Regions from separate parts of the Homo sapiens genome. Here region 2 is linked to region 1. A link is a loop called in an ENCODE intact Hi-C map of the cell type or tissue named here. Cell type or tissue: prostate gland. All regions are shown on one strand. Each heading gives the region's core, and the rest is flanking DNA. Links, peaks and the distances in the headings are about the cores only.

Region 1 (4,398 bases), core at 330-4,329:
GGTGGCTCTTGTGCCCAACCCAAAAGGACTAGAGAGAGTCGCTTTCCCTCTTTCACTCATTATACATGTGCATTTTACTGCTAACCTCCTAGGCCCAGCAGGAGCAGTGGTGACTGTAGCTTTTCTGAAGGAAGTTAAATTGAGGGCTGGAGTGTAAGTACTGCCCAGGAAGCAAAAGGAGACTCAGGGAAACAAAGCAACTAATCCTAGGTGGTTTGGCCAGTAAGTCATTGAGTGCTGACTTATATCCAAATTCTATAGCCTTTCCACTATGTAACACTGTCTCACAAAGAAGCTGAAGCCCAGAGCCTTGGAGAAGTTTGTTTAGTTTACCACAGTAGGACCCAAGTGAAGCATTTATTGCCCTAGTGAAGCTCTCTGAGTTTAGATTCTTTTCTTTAACTTATTATTTTTATTATTTTTTGAAGCCTGCATGTTTGAGAAAAGAGAGTCTGGAAAATACTTTCTGTTTTCTGAAATCAAAAGTTTTTTTTGTTTCATGGACCAAACTGGTAATATTTCAATGAAAAGATGTCAGGCTTACAAGATCAGGCCTCTAGACCACCCTTCCAACCTTCTCACTTGGTTTCTGTCTGCCCTGAGATGGCCTAATTCAGTAGTCAGACAACTGTTTGCATTTCCCTGAAGATACCACATCCTCCCAAGCCTTTGAGCCTGTCCTTACCTTTTCCAAGATCCAGCTCAAGAATCACAGCTTCTGAGAAATCTCTCCTAGTTCTCTCAAGCAGAGCAAGGCATTGTCAATCAGCTCTGGGTGCCTACAACTCTTACTACATAAGATTATGATTCTTCGTTTACACATCATTTGTCCACTAAATCATAAGGTCCTTATAAAAATTTTTGCTTTTTTATCTGTTTATTTTATATCTACATACCTCCAGCATTTAATGTAGCACCTAGTATAAAGTTCGAGCTCAGTAACTATTTGCTGAAGGGAGAAAAGAGGAAAAGGAGGAATGAAAGGAGGGAGGCAGGAATGAAGAAAGAGTATTTGTATTAGAGTTCTTCAGAGAAAACCAAGAGAATCTGTGTGTGTGTGTGTGTGTGTGTGTGTGTGTGTGTGTGTGTGTGTGTGTGTGTAGCGAGAGAGAGAGAAAGATTACGAAGTATTGGCAAACATTCATTGATGACATAGGCCAGGTAGTCCCATGATCTGCCTACTGTGAACTGAAAAACCAGGAAAGTTGGTGGTGTAATTTGAAGGCCTAAGAGCTGGAGAGATGATAGTATAAATTCCCATCTGGGTTTGAAGGCCTGAGACAGGATCGCCAAGGCAGGGAGAAGATCGATGCTCCAGTTCAAGCAGACAGGCAGAGAGGGTGAATCCTCCCTTCCTTTACATTTTTGTTCTATTCAGATCCTTAATGAATGGGATGATTCCCAGTCACACTGGAGAGGGCAATCCACTTCACTCAGTCCACCAATTCAAATGCTAAACTCTGGTAGAAACTCCCTCACAGATAGATACACTCAGAAATATTGCTCGGGCAGACGTCTGTGCATCCCATGGTCCAGTCAAGTTGACACATAAATTAACCTATCACAGTTTCTGTGCAGTCTGCAGAAGAAAGGAAGCCCACTGATGTTTTGTTTGTTTCTTCTATTATTATTCTCTTGGTGACTTCTTTTAACAGTTTCCTTTTATTTGTTTGTGGGCTTTATACATAACCAATTTTTAATAAGTCCCCACTGTTTTTTTAATATTGAACCATTAGGATTAGGACTTACAATTGTCTGGACTGTGCCACAAGGTCTGAATCAAGGCTCAGGATACATTGGGAGGAAATCTGTCATTATCTACCTCAGTTTTTTCTTTGGTTTGTGTCTTCTCTCTTTGTACTTTCGGGCATAGGCTCAGTTAGTTGCTCATAATACAAGGATAAATGCAATGAAAGCAATTTGCCAGTGCCATTCACTTGCACATCCAGTCATGTCAGCAACTGCTGCCAATTTTCCTTCATAAATATTTTCCATATCTGCTTCATCTTCTCTAAACACCCTGCCACTGCGTTGGGCCAAGCTTTCCACCTCTCTCTTCTGAAGGATTGCCACAGCCTCATGGTGTTCAACCAGCCTCTCCACTTCCCTACCTCTGATCTATCCTCTATCCAACCACCAGAGTGAGTTTACTAAAACTCAGCTCTCAATTGCTTAATTGTCTTTGTCTTCTATTAGTTTTCAACAAAAAGAACTGGTTTCTCTAAGAATAACACTGTTCGCATTGGATGAGGGTCTACCCTAATAATTTCATTTTAAATTGATTGCCTCTTTTAGGACCCTGTCTTCAAATAAGGTCACATTCTGAGGTGCTGGGGATTAGGAGTCTACCATATGAATGTTGGAGGGGCACGGTTTAACTCATAACATCATCCATCCAGCCCCTTTCATACCTCCTTGTTTTTACACATATTGGTTCATTTGCTTGAGATTCTTTTCCTCCCAGCTCCTAAGTGCCACAGGTAGATTTGAATAATTAAAATCTTCTATTTTCTCTTCATCTTGTTCATCATTTTCTTGTATTCCTCTTCTATTATAACCTTTCTTTCAATGAATAATATTTATTGGTTTCCATGTCTGTCTCTCTAATTTGCCATTTTGCCATTTTTGTTCCTAGTGCCTAACAGTTTTTGGCATAGTGTGGATAATTAGATGTGTTAGAATAAATAAATTAGAAGGGATGAGACACAGAAATTGACACATAAAGTGAGCGCCCCGAAAAGCTTAAAAAAGTTATCCAAATGAAGAAAACGAGGAAGAACTTTCCAGGCCTGTGCAGATAAGTGACACAATTATTAGTATAAAAATTAGTGAGTTAGAAATTATAGAAAGTGTGACTAGAAATGTAGGCAGAGACATATTATAAAGGGCCTTGTGAGCCAAGGAGTGTGGTCAGTATCTTATACTCATTCATTCATTTTATACACACACACACACACACACACACACACACACACACATTTACTGACTTCCTAGCACATCATGTTAAATCATTGAAAAGTCTCAAGAAAGGAAATGACATGGCCACATTTGTTTATTAGAATATTATTAGTTTTGGTAGCAAAGTAAAGACAGATTGAAGAGAGTCAAGACTGGAAACAGGGGGGCCATTGAAGAAGTTGTTGCCCTGGCCCAGGCCTGAGATGATAAATAAACCAGCACAGATATTACAGAGATTGGGGTGGGGTGGTGGGGGGAATCACAGTAATACTTAGAAAATAAAAGCAAATAAATTTGATGGCTGATTAAACAAGAGACAAAAGGGAAGTTAAGGAGGAAAAGATAAATCCCATGTTTGGCTGGGTGATTGGTTGGATGATAGAGCCATTCCTAGAAACTTCAAAGATAGAAGAGAATCCAGTTGGAATGCATTTAGAGGTGGGATGGAGTAGGGGATGAAATACAGAGGAAGATAAAAGTTGAGTTGAGTTGCAAGTACTCAAGAAATATCCCATGGGAGATAGCAGATAGATGGCCATCTCTACCAGTCTGAAACTTGAGAGAGGTTCTGGCTGGAGATGTGGATACTGTAGTCATCTACATAGAAAATATAACTGAAGTCATGGTAATAGATCCATATTTCAGAGAAAATGGATATAGCGAGAGGAAGTCAGGATTAATGATAAAACTCTAGGCTTAGTAGCAGTAATCCACCAGCTTTGGCTTTGTCCTATTTGTTGGTAACCCACATATTTGGAAGACTACAGACTTTCTAGGTTCATATTGAATATTGTCATCTAGGAATACATTAGTTTATGAAAACAAATACAATCAAATCCATGACTTTGAAGAGTGACAACCAAAAAAAAAAAAAAAAGCCTCTGGTGATCTCATTTTATTTTGTTCATTTATTTTGCTGATTTTTTTTTATTTGGAGTAATGCAATGTATTAAAAATATAGTCATTATTCATAAACCAAATCTCCCCAAGGAACTCATTCAAAGTTATAATTGCAATAATTAAGTTAGATAAAACAGGTAAAGATTATCTAACCTCTCTTTTCACCTCCATGAAAGAAAACATAGAAGTACACGGAAGTAAAAAAATCTTTACCTGGCAGGAACCCTATTCAATCATCACACAAAATGGGAGGGCTGGAATCCTCCACTTTGAGGGATGAAAACCTAGCTATCAATAACGGGCATGTCACAATTGATCTTTACTAGTAGAGTCAGCCATTTGCAGATACTATTCTGTCAAGCTACATAACCACGTTCCCTCCCCTCAACATCTTGTTTTCTTTCCACTGTCCCAGTGCAGCCATCCAGCCCAGAACACAACAAGAATAGAGTTGATGAGCCCTCTTCTCCTCAACAAACACCTGTGGTAAGCGAAGGCTGTGTCTACTTCTTGACTATTGTATTAATATTTGTCTATTCT
Region 2 (4,398 bases), core at 181-4,180, 510 kb after region 1:
AGCGTCTTGTCCGTTTGTTGGATTGAGTATCCCCTGAAGAACTTTCCACACCCAAACCTGCCCTGGGACATTCAGTTCAACCCTCTGCAGTGAACTTTGGCCCAAATAGCAAGAGATTTGCTTCCACCAGGGCTTGGCCACAGACCAGCCGTGTGACTCTGAGATAATTCTCACTCTGTGACTCAATTTCCTCAGCTACTCTTGAGATAATTTTCAACACCGAAAAGAACAACTATTGCTGTAGCCAGAAATAAAAACTAGATATTAGTTATGCTAGATATTAAATGCCATCCAAGAGACAGTAAATTTAAGGGCCCCAAAGTGGTTTCAGGTCTCTGAGAGGAATTTACTCCCCAGCTTTGGAGAAGAAGCTAAGTGCTGTCCTTCTATTTCTGTCCTGCATTCAAAAAGTCATAAATAGTTAACTGTGTGAGTCCTTTTTTAAAACCTCCCAGAAGCATCTAAAAATAGCCTCTGGGGGCTCAATGCATATTTCCTCAGGTCCTCCTCTTAATCTTTCAGTATAGGTGGTGACGATTTATTGTTACTGTCACCTATGGATTTACAGAAACAAAAGCAGCTAGGCTGGAAGGCAAAGAGAGGAAGCTTTTCGTGTGGGAAGGGTCTCTTGGGAAGTGGAACCTAGCATCAATACAGGGATGAGACATGTCACCTCTCCTTTCCTTGGTTTCCCTGCTAGTAAAAGGGGAGAGAAGGAGAAGTCTGTCTCCCCAGGGTGCAGTAAGAATCTACCCTCAAGTAGGAAGCTTCAACAGACAAAGCAGAACCTGCCAACAGCCAAATGCTATTATGACAAGTCAAGTCCACACTCATTACATGCCTTTGCAGTGCATGTCACCCCTGCCGTTTCCTATCTCCAGGCCCAAGTGGGGCCCCTTCTGCCAGTTTTCCAGCCCAGTGGCATGACCGGAGGCTGACTGTCCATCATGAGCTTGATGGACAAGGGACAGGAACAGCCAAGCCCAGCTCAGCTACCTGCCTGTTCTTTTCAACCATGCCTCTGCTTCCCTTATGCTTAACAGCAGCATATAGCACCCCTCTCTGACTCTCAGCCATCTCCTTCAGGCAGGCATCCTTGCAAACAGACCATCAGCCCAGGGCGCTCCTATGGACTTAGAAGGAAGGATAGGGCAGGAACATTCCTGGCGGCCTCCGTGGCCTTGGTCCTCTCTCCTAACAATGCACAGTAATTAGCTGCATCTCGGGCCCCCTGACACCCCTTAACCTGGAAAATCAGGCAGACTTGTGCGACAGCAATCAGCTCCCAGACACATCCAGCCGTAATGTGATTACGCCATTTACCAAAATGCAAAGAGAGATACTTGAGGCGTTTCTGATTAGGGCTGACATTATCCCTCTAATGGGACACCGCATTAATCAAAGCTGTTGCTATGACTATGGCGATGGTGGGGAAATAACCCCAGCTTGATTCTGGGCCTACCCAATGCCGCCAAGGAAGAGGTCAGCTTTTGTTAGGGACATAGCAGAAGAATTGCTTCTTCCTGCTTAAGAAGGGCTTTCTATTGAAATCGCACCAGCAGCCAGAAAGACAGGCCTCTGTTTTCTTTCATTACACTGGGATTTTCTGGTGCCATTGCTCAAGATGACTCGATAGCATTGTTCTGGGAGGGACTGGGATGTGCGTGTGTTGGGGGTGGGGATATGGAGGCTGATTTGTGGGGCTGTCAGAGCCTTCTGCTCTCCAGAACTGTATCTTAATTGCTGGGTGGCCCCCTGGGAATCATGTAGGGCATGAGAACCTGGGGGCGGGGGAGAAGGATGATCTGTGGAAAAGCCCAGCTTTTCCCATGGCATAAACACTCTGGGCTTCTGCTGCTTTCTCCATTCCAGAGCCACTAAAGCATTTGGCAGAGACAAGCCTGCACCACACACCCTATGACAAGGCAGATGGAAAAACAGGCGGGAATGAAATGGATCTGAAAAGCCTGTGTGGAAAACCCCCTGGCCTCTACTCCGGGCTGTGGAGAACCCATGAACTACAGGGGAGGGCAGGGGGAGACCAGGTGATGGGGGCTGGGGATGGGGTCATCAGAACCCCATGATGGCTAGATAGAGGTAAACTGTTCCAAACACCCAAGGCAGCCTTCGCTCCGGTGCAGATACTGAAAGGGAAATAGAGGTCAGTGATGTGGCATAGCTCCTCCCCCCAGGACAGGGATAGAGCAGTGGAGAAGAATCAAGGAATCTGGTTCTAGTTCAAGTCCTTTCTGGAATTTTCTCTGAGCTTGGTTTTCCCATCATCAGAGTGGGGTCAATGAAATCTACTCTGCTGTCCTCATAGAGGTGTAAAGGTCGGTCAGACCACTTCCTCTGGGGGAAAGTGATTTGTGAACTCTGGAGCACAGATATTCAAACTTGGCTGCATTTGGGAGTCACCTGAAGAGGTTTTTGAAGTTCTGAAGCCGGGGCCCCAGCATCAGACGTTCTGGTTTCATTGGTCAGAGAGGCGGCAGGGTGTGGGGATTTTTCAAAGCTCCAGGGGATCCTCATGCACAGCCCAGGTTGAGAATCACTGCTCACAAGTGCTGTAGGGAGCCGTGCCCTGCCTTTGAGCCTCATTTCCTATATTTTTTAATGAGAATAAAAATTTTTTAAAGTAAAAGGCTTTCATGGGAATAAAAGGAAAAAAAAATGTATGTGAAAATGCATAAAGTCGTATATCCTGGATTCCTAATTAATGTTCAGTTCCCTCATTAGAGGCCATTGCCTCTGTTTCAGGGGAGTCTCGTCCCCAGGGTGAGACCCTGGACAGCACCTTCCCTCTTAGCTGTGTGACTGTGTTCAACTGACTGAATAACAGCAAGCATTTACAGCACCTGAAGCCTTTCACATGCTTGATCTCACTTAATTATAGCAATAACCTGGGGAGGCGGGCAGAGATCATTGTTACCACCCTGTGAAGCAACATCATAGGTGACTCAGGCAGTCAGTGGTGGAGCTGGGATTTTAGCCCAAATTTGTCTTGTTCCGAAACCGGAGTTCTTTCCATGACCTCCTTGGTTAGAACTGACCTGAGTCAATTTTGTCATTCACTATGTAGATGTAAGAGGTCTTGGGGCCGTAGGTCTCTGCATGTTGTAATGAAAGCAGGTGTCAGATAGAATTCTGCGATACAGACTTTCATTTATTAGCAAAGCAGGTGCAAAAACAGGCATGTGGCTTGCTCTGTGAGCTCAATGACATCCTGAATCATTGTCCTTTTAGGTGCCCCAGTAGATCCTCGCATGAAAGCTTCACTCAGGGCAGAGGTGACATTTTTCAGCACCACGATTCAGCTAACCTTGTCATTGAGTCATGAGAAAAAAATTAGCTGATAATCAGTCTAACAAACACAGAATCCATTGGAGTCATAAACTTATGGCACTGTTCCATTTAATAAACACAGGGAGACAAGTCAGAAGGCTACCAGAACATTCTAGCCCAGAGTTGACAAAGGCCTTTCCCAATGGCTATGGAGAGGTAGGAAAGGGGTAGGATCATTCACTGAGTCAACCAAATATGTTGAGCACTGTACTAGTTTCCTATAACAAAGTACCAAAATGAAGTACCACAAAATCGGTGGCTTACAACAGAAATTTATTTTCTTATTCTGGAGGCTAGAAGTCTGAAATTAAGATGTCAGAAGGGCCATGCTCCCTCTGACACCTCTAGGGAAGGATCCTTTCTTGCCTCTCTCCTGGCTTCCTGGTTTCTGGTGGGTGCAGCAATCCTTCGTGTTCCTTGACTCATTAATCTCCCTCTCTGCCATCACATCACATGGCTTTCTCCCTGTGTATGTCTGCACCTCTGCATCCTTTCGTCTTCTAATAAGGACATCAGTCATATTGGATTTAGGGCCTGTTCTAATTCAATATGATCTTAACTAATTATATCTTCGAAACCCTATTTTCAAATAAGGTCACATTCTGAGGTTATGCATAGACATAAGTTTGGGGCGACATTATTCAACCCAGTACGGGCACCTACATTACGCCAAGTGCTGTGAAGAAAGAAGGTAAAGGTGAATAAGCATTTTTCTGCACTTAGGTTGCTCAGCCCCCAGAGAGGGAGACAAGCAGGTTGGTGCCTATTCTGAGAGCAGTAAACACACGTTGCTGGTACAGAGCAGATGAAGCATCTCACCCCAAATTAACAGGGTCATGGAAGCAACCACTGAGCTGAATTCTGAAGGCCTGGCAGGAGGTAGCCAAGGCAAGGAGGTCAGAAAGGCAACAGAGACAGAGGGAGGGACATGTAGGTCCAAGGGTCTGGTTGTAGAGGGAGCAGGATGAGTGCATTGAGGCAAGAATGTGGGGTCTGAGATGGACAAGTGGTGATGTGTGAAGCCAAACTGTTAGGCAAGGGCAGGTCAGGAAG

The links. Peaks named below come from ENCODE experiments on the same cell type or tissue, not always from the same donor. Only the 100,000 strongest peaks of a DNase experiment are listed, where the experiment ranks them.
Region 2: it touches region 1 in a loop (5-fold over the local background); 1 of 110 quality-filtered maps calls a loop at or near these places.

Annotation. Positions count from the first base shown.
Region 1 is chr9:106,668,596-106,672,993 of GRCh38, forward strand. It overlaps LINC01505 (long intergenic non-protein coding RNA 1505), which reads left to right. Exons shown (of 7, transcript NR_104145.1): 6 at 4,274-4,344. Among named protein-coding and RNA genes, the nearest start is that of LINC01505, 55 kb to the left of the region's middle. In prostate gland, for the core only: no CTCF peak of the experiment used is centred there; a DNase peak (open chromatin) is centred at 2,006.
Region 2 is chr9:107,175,152-107,179,549 of GRCh38, forward strand. No RefSeq gene overlaps it. Among named protein-coding and RNA genes, the nearest start is that of RAD23B, 110 kb to the right of the region's middle. In prostate gland, for the core only: no CTCF peak of the experiment used is centred there; no DNase peak of the experiment used is centred there.